Regions from separate parts of the Homo sapiens genome. Here region 1 is linked to region 2. A link is an interaction called in ENCODE POLR2A ChIA-PET data of the cell type or tissue named here. Cell type or tissue: CD4-positive, alpha-beta T cell. All regions are shown on one strand.

Region 1 (4,000 bases), 130 kb after region 2:
TTCCCTTCTATTTCTTTCTTTCTTTCTTTGAGATGGAGTTTCACTCTTGTTGCCTAGGCTGGAGTGCAATGGTGCAATTTCAGCTCACTGCAACCTCCACCTCCTGGGTTCAAGCGATTTTCCTGCCTCAGCCTCCCAAGTAAGCGGCCACTACCACACCTGGCTAAGTTTTGTATTTTTAGTAGAGATCAGATTTCACCATGTTAGCCAGGCTGGTCTCAAACTCTTGACCTTAGGTGATCCACCCAGATTGGCCTCCCAAAGTGCTGCGATTACAGGCACGGGCCACCAAGCCTGACCTCTTCCCTTCTATTTCTTATCTTGTTCAGAACCCAGGTAGGGAAGAGAAATGCTATTTATTGGGCAGTTACCTCAAAGGACTCAATGGTGCTATGATTAGGGTCTATATGTGCACACACACACACACACACATACACCTTCTTTACCCCACTGTAGCTTCATTCCCCACCTTGTCCCATGCACCTTTTTTTTTGTTTTCTTTTTTCTTTCTTTCTTTCTTTTTTTTTTTTTTTTTTTTTGAGACAGGGTCTCACTCTCTTGCCGAGGCTGGAGTGCAGCAGCACGATCATAGCTCACTGCAGGCTTGAACTCCTGGGCTCAAGCAATCCTCCTACCTCAGCCTCCCAAGCAGCTGGGACTATAGGCGCATATCACCATGCCTGGCTAATTAAAAAAAAATGTAGAGATAGGGGTCTTACTATGCTGCCCAGGCTGGTCTTGAATTCCTTGCCTCAAGCGATCCTCCCACCTCAGCCTCCTGAGTAGCTGGGATTACAGGCATGAGCCACCATGCCTGGTCGCCGCTGCACTTTCTTAGTTAGGTTAAGGGCTTGTGTTTCCCAGGAGAAAACGGGTCTGATTTCAAAGGACTCTTTAGGCTGCCTCCTGGGTCTCAGAGTTTCATGAGTTTATTTCCCTAAAGGGTCCTAAGCCATATGGGGTGCACACCTGGTGGGAGCTGGGACACACGGGAATGAAGAGCTGCTACCCTGCCCTCAGGCTGCTTCCCTCCCAAGGGAAACACTATGCCAAGACAGGGAAGCTAGGAAGTGCCCTGATGGTGCCAGGGCCCAGGCTGAGGAGAACTAGGTCCTGAGGGTCTTAGCGACAGGCCAGGAATGAAAACGTGACGAGTGCCCCTCCCATTTCTTTACATGAGGCCTCCATCTCCTAGCGTCTGTTTTTTTTTCCTGGCAACCTTCAGTGTCTGTTGTGTTGTGAGCACAGCTTGAGGGCAGTCATCCACCTCTTCACATATTTTCCATCCGTCAGCTGTGAGAGGCAGAGTGTCAGGTTGTTCAGGTTGGTGCAGCCCATCTCCCTCCCACCTATGGCGAGCCTGCTCCCCCGCTCACTCCCTTTGCTTTGCTTTGTTTTCCCTCCCTCCTGAGGAGCTGTGGCGAGATGAGTAGGAATTTAGTTGAATGGAAGGATTTATTTTTGAGACGGAGTATCGCTCTGTTGCCAGGCTGGGGTGCAGTGGCATGATCTTGGCTCACTGCAACCTCAGCCTCCTGGGTTAGCGTGATTCTCCTGCCTCAGCCTCCTGAATAGCTGGGATTACAGGCATGTGCCACCATGGCCGGCTAATTTTTGTATTTTTAGTAGAGACGGGGTTTCTCCATGTTGGCCAGGGTGGTCTCGATCTCTTGACTTCGTGATCTGCCTGCCTTGGCCTCCCAAAGTGCTGGGATTACAGCCATGAGCCACCACGCCCGGCTGAATGGAAGGAATTTTATTACTCTCTTGCAGTTTGGCAAGATGAGCTCAAGAGGGAAGCCACAACAAAGAAGGAGGCTGCTGCCATCATTAGGTGTCTGCCACGCCTATGAGTCAGTGGAGCCTGCACTTCCGTGGGACGCCTGTAGCAAGCTGAGGGGCAGTTCATGTTTTCCATTCACAAAGGAGTCTATGACCATTTTACCGTATCTGCGTAAGAGTCTCCATGACACAACAGTACCCACGTCACCTCAGGTTGGTAAATCAATCTGGGGCCCAAAGTAAACTTTGGTCTAATTGCCGTGGAAAGGATCTAGACTCGTTCTTTGACCAATGGACCCCTATCTAGGGAAGTAAAAAGCATGATGTTAGATGACCTGAATGTAAAAGCTTAAGTGATCTTGGGCAAATTATTAAACTTCCTAAATATCAGCTTCTCTAGTCCCAGCTACTCAGGAGGCTGAGGCAGGAGGATGTTTAAGACCAGGAGTTCAAGGCCGTAGCGCACGATCGTTGTGCGTGTGAATAGCCACTGCACTCCAAACTGGACAACATAACAAGATCCCTTTAGGAAAAATTAAACATTAGTTTTCTGTCCTGCAAAATAATAGTTTTCTATTGAATGGGATAATACAAGTATCCATCTCATAACATAATCAGGAAGTTTAAACAAGGAAATGTGTGTAAGACACTTAGCACATGGCTGAAGACTCAGTAAAAAGTTCCCGTCTGTCATTTCTGGGGCATCCTCAGTCTTGCAGGTGACGGTGAAATTAAAAGGTAGGAAGATGCACTACGTGGTCTAAAAGAGGTGGTCCAAGGTGCTGGGAAACACTTGGCCCCCAGGGCATTGAAATGACCCCCCACAGCCCAGCAACGTCTTTGGGTATTGGGTGAAGGCCTGAAACAAACCAGAGCGCAGAACTGCTGATTCCTTTTCCCATCCTGGACGCAGCAGGAGGAGGCAGGGCTCACATTGCCCCCACACACCTGGACAAAGCGGGAAGAACCTGTATTTCAAATACTTTAGGCTGAAGCACCCATTGGAAGGAGATCATCCAAGGGACCTTGAAGGGAAGGCTCTGAGGTCAAGTTGTTGGAGAAAGGGTGAAAAGAGGCCAGGTGTGGTGGCTCATGCCTGTAATCCCAGCACTTTGGGAGGCCGAGGCAGGCAGACCACTTGAGGTCAGGAGCTCGAGACCAGTCCCAACATGGTGAAACCCTGCCTCTACTAAAAATACAAAAAATTATCCAGGCATGGTGGTGGGCGCCTGTAATCCCAGCTACTCAGGAGTCTGAGGCAGGAGAATCACTTGAACCTGGGAGGCGGAGGTTGCAGTGAGCCGAGATCGTGCCACTGCACACCAGCCTGGGCGACAGAATGAGATTCTCTTTCACAGGATAAAAAAAAAAAAAAAAAAAAAAGGAGCAAAAAGAAAGAGAAGACAGAGTAAGTGGGAAAAGAGAAAAGGTCTGCACAGCCCTCACCCTCTGCCTGATTCTCCCTCTTTTTCTTACCTCCCTGAAACTGGGAAGGAAACACTGCCTGGCTGGATTGGGGCTGTTTTAGGAAGGTGAACACAGCAAAATTCTGTGCCCTGCAAAGTCTTAGCCCTCATCTATTTCAGGAGAGAACCTTCTGGTGGGAAGGGGATGGGGACCAAGTGCACAGAAGGATGAGGAGTCCTCAGCGGGCTGGCAGCAAGCCTAGAGGTCAGGGGTAGGCTGTGGAGGGGGCTGCTTTGAGCCCTTCAGGGTGCTGACGGAGGACAAGCCGGCTGCCCTTGGAAAGAATGGAACACCTCGCCTCCTTGCATTGATTCAGGCTGATTTTCTCTGTTGGACTCTTACAATCCTGGCTCTGGGAGTGGGTTGCCATGGTTCTGCTGGTTTTAACAGAGGGCTAAGTGGCTTCCCTCAGGCTATGCAGCATTTAGCTGCTCGCTTTGGATTTTAGCTTCTCCTCCTTGGAGACCCTGCTCTGCATGGGGGAAAAATCTTGTGTGGACAGTCATGTTCTGGAAGCAATTGGGGAAGTGGGTGCATTTGATTTGAAATAGTTCATGTGGGCCAGGCCTGTATTCTTGGCACTTTGGAAGGCTGAAGTGGGAGGATTGCTTGAGCTCAGGAGATTGACCTGGGCGACATGGTGAAACCCCATCTCTACTAAAAAAAAAAAAAAAAAAAAAATCAGCCAGGTGTGGTGGTGTGCACCTGTAGTCTCAGCTACTCAGGAGGCCGAGGCTGAAGGATTGGTTAA
Region 2 (4,000 bases):
GAGATAATTGGGGGAAATTTTGGAAACTAATGATATTAAGGGACTTTTATTAATTTTATAAGATATGATGGTGCCATTGTAGTTATGCTTTTTAAAGGAGTCCTTATCTTTTATGAGGTATGTACTGAAATATTTGCAGTTGAAGTATCTGGAGTGTGCTGAAAAATGAGTTAAACAGTCCTTTCTAAGGCGTTAAACAGCAAGAACAGCCTGTATTTGGGAAACGAAACATATACATTACTTCATGCAACAAACATCCTTTGAACTCTTACTTGAGGCATGTGAATCAACTAGAGAATATTTTCAGAGCAATAAGTGAACTATTAGCAGGTGATAATCGTATAAATGACTGACCTAAGTGATAAGGGGAGCCATAGTGAAGAGTGTGAGTTATGATTAGAGATTTAGTTGGGCTTTTTTTGTAAGTAAACTTTTTCTTTTTGAGATGGGAGTCTGGCTCTGTTGCCCAGGCTGGCAGTTGGTTGTGACCTTGGTTCACTGCACCCTCCACCTCCCAGGTGCAACCCATCCTCCTACCTCAGCTTCCCAAGTAGCTGGGACTACAGGTGCGCCTCGCCATGCCCTGCTAATTTTTGTATTTTCAGTAGAGATGGGGTTTTGCCGTGTTGCCCAGGCTGGTCTTGAACTCCTGAGCTCAAGTGGTCCACCTTCCTTAGCCTCCCAAAGTGCTGAGATTACAGGCATGAGCCACTGTCCCTGGCCAATGTAAAACTTTTATGCGTAATATAACATATGTAAAGAACAGTGCCCAAAATTATAGGTATATAGTGCAAAAACTTTGTAAAAAGTTCGTAAAAAGGTTTTACACTATATACCTAGAATTTTGTGCACTGTGAATACCTTTGTGAAGCTAGCACTCAGTTGAATTTTGAGCAACATATTGCTTGAAGTAATGGATGTGGATTAGAGATGGAGATCATAGACAAGGAATTAGAAATGCAAGAGCAACATATTCTTTTAAAATTCCAGGCTGAATATCATCTTGGAGATATGATACTTGAAAAACCATTTGTTTGTATTCTATTAGGAGTATTAGGACAATTTAATAAGCAGACCGTGGAATGTTTATATTTTGTGTGTTTTAAATTTATTAATTCATCTCATTAATAGTTTTTTTGTTGTTTTTGTTATTCTGCTACAGCTTTTATTAGTTTTCAGGATTTATATCCTTGATTTTCACAAGGTCATTTCCAAAATGGAACTTCAGTATTTTAGGAGGCTCAGACTCCTTTGATGTTTTAAGAACTATCTATCAGGAAAAGTTTGTTAACAATTGATTATCTTTAATAGTAAGACTGCAATCCAGCTGTGACTAGTGGATTTGCTAATAGCTATTACTGGAAGATAATCTATAAACTAGTTGCTATCATTATCCCTTTTTCCTGATGAGAAAATAGGCACAAAAGAAGCTAAGTAACTTGTCCATGGTCACACAGTCATTTAGTGGCAGAGCTATGATTCAGAACAAAGCTTGATGGCTTTAGAATATTTAATTAACAGGGTTGTTGTGAAGATTCTTAGTTAATAAATATAAGCCACTTAAAGCAGTACTTGACTCCTTTTGTATAGTAATTGTTAGGTATCATTAATGGTATTATTGCCATTATCATTATTTCAGGGAGAACTTCTGGTAGTGCACAGAAATCTCTTCCCCCATAAAGGAAGAAGTCCCACCAAATCTTTTGATGGATAGATTACAATGAGGCTATGTGTTTTAAAACATACATCTTAAAACATTAATTTGGGGGCTTTTTGAGATAGCAAATCTGTCTTACTATTACAGTTTTGAGATGGCAAACCCCAAAATCCTCATGAAAACAATTTCATGTGCTTGAGTAGCTAAGGTTTACGTTTTCTATTGAGAATGTAAGATAAATGAATTTTAACTCCCCTGATTTCTGTTGTAACAGAATTTAAGCAGAACGGTGGGAAGCCCTATTTGTCTGTGATTACGGGGAGAGGAAACCACAGCCAGGGAGGAGTTGCTCGCATCAAACCAGCTGTCATTAAGTACCTCATAAGCCATAGCTTCAGGTGAGTGTAGATTTCTGTTATTAATAATGGCAACTGCCCATATAGATCTTTATCAGATATTTCTGTGAGTATAGATTTCTGTTATTGATAATAGCAATAGCCCTAATATAGCTAGGTAAATAAACACTAATAGCGTACTCAGAACAATCTGTTAAAATAGTTAACTAAATTTAATCATCTGATTTCAGCCACAGATTCATGCTTAAATTATGATATAACTTTCCCTGCTGGATTTATGTTGTCTGGTAAACCAGAAATAAGGAAAAATGTGTTTGTTGCCAATAATCATCTGATAAAACTTTCTATCATAAATTTAAAGTTCTAAAAGAAAGTAAATATATTTGTTTCTTTGATAATATGCAAAATAATTAGGTAATATGTATCATACTTTAAGATTTGCTATTATTCTTTTGAAAGGAAATCAGTATTTGTGGATTTTGGATGGAATTGGGTGGCTTCTATTGAAATATAGTTATAATTTAGGTACGTTTAAACTTTAGCAGAAATGTTCAGTTAATATGAATTTATTTGTGTTTTCATAAGTTAAATGCCATTAATGACCTGTGTTGACAAACATGAAATGTTCTTTTTCATTAAGTGATAATTATTTAATAACAGAAAATGACAAGAAAGTCAAAGATGAAATATCTGTTGATGGATAGATTTCCTGCAGATGTGTATCATTAACTCCTACCCACCAATTTCAGTGTAGCATATTTATTTTATGCCATGTAATAAGATGTTATTTGGCTACATTATCGAAAATGATAGCATAAGTTATGAGCATAAAACAGGTGACATCAGGGTTATTTTTATAAAAGGAGTAGTTAGACCAGAACATTATGTTGAGATTAATTATCTATTTTAGAGACTAGTCTTCCTTTAAATTCTCTCCGGATAGAGTTGAAAGCATTGCATGGCCAGATTAATCAGACTTACCTGATATATCAGAGATTTCTTCTTGGTGCTTTCATGATGCACCAAGGACTTTATTCTTCCTACAGCATACTCTTTTTCATAAAGGTAAAATTCAGGCCTCACAGGTTTTGACAAATCTTAAGTTATACTAAGTCAAGAGCAACCTCCAGCTTTAAGATTGTATTTGTTTTGACCGTAGATAAAAGGAACACAAACCTAGATGTTGGTCTTGGATATTGACTTAATAAGGGTCAATACTTTGGTAGTAAATATTATATTAAGCGTAGGTACTTGGAATTGATTACAAGGTATATTCCTTAGCTAATTTGAAATTTTCATCTTTAAAATAACTCTTTTCTCATTTCTGCAGGTTCTCTGAAATTAAACCAGGGTGCTTGAAAGTCATGCTAAAGTAAAATAAACATCCTTGAATTAGAAGTATGAAGGTTTGTAGGTTAAAATTACTTTTATTTGCAGTAATTCAGTCAATTCTACCCTAAAGATGTGTTTTATTATAAATAATATTCAATTATGAAACAAAAAAATTATGATGTTTTTCAAAATGCAAGTGAGGTTTGATTTTTTACTGAATCAAATGCAAATGTTACCTGTTAAAGATATTACAGAGAAATTTTATTGATTACAAAATATGTAAGAAAATTATCAGCTACAGTTTTAAAGTTTAAAATGCTCTGATTGTTTCTCAGAAAAGGTTACCTTTGTATTAATTGTTGTATGACATTTAGTAATGTCCTAAAAGTCTTTTGTGAGAGGTATTTAAAGTGCTTTGAGACCTGATTCATGCCCCCCAAAGGGTGGTATTAAAAGAGGAAAAAGGACATAGTAGTGGTAGTAAAGAAAAAAAGGAGATCTAACAAAAACACTTGAATATTTTTTATTTTCAAAACTAAACACATAAAATGCTTTTATTTTGCCATATCCTACAGGAAGGAAGACATGCTTTTGCCCTTTCTTCTGCTTTGTATATGACCTTGATCTTTTACCTTTTGTTCTGTTCTTCTGTGTG

What was found. ChIA-PET counts read pairs that join two places held together with the same protein. Peaks named below come from ENCODE experiments on the same cell type or tissue, not always from the same donor. Only the 100,000 strongest peaks of a DNase experiment are listed, where the experiment ranks them.
Region 1: POLR2A ChIA-PET joins it to region 2 with 6 read pairs; 3 of 35 experiments call an interaction of 5 or more read pairs at or near these places.

Annotation. Positions count from the first base shown.
Region 1 is chr4:40,282,327-40,286,326 of GRCh38, forward strand. No RefSeq gene overlaps it. Among named protein-coding and RNA genes, the nearest start is that of LINC02265, 23 kb to the right of the region's middle. In CD4-positive, alpha-beta T cell, CTCF peaks have their summits at 1,970 and 2,171; DNase peaks (open chromatin) are centred at 1,275 and 1,875; H3K27ac peaks cover 1,637 bases.
Region 2 is chr4:40,150,849-40,154,848 of GRCh38, forward strand. N4BP2 (NEDD4 binding protein 2) reads left to right here. Exons shown (of 18, transcript NM_018177.6): 17 at 1,932-2,055; 18 at 3,344-4,000. The coding sequence ends at 3,389. Among named protein-coding and RNA genes, the nearest start is that of RHOH, 44 kb to the right of the region's middle. In CD4-positive, alpha-beta T cell, no CTCF peak of the experiment used is centred here; a DNase peak (open chromatin) is centred at 1,993; H3K27ac peaks cover 1,129 bases.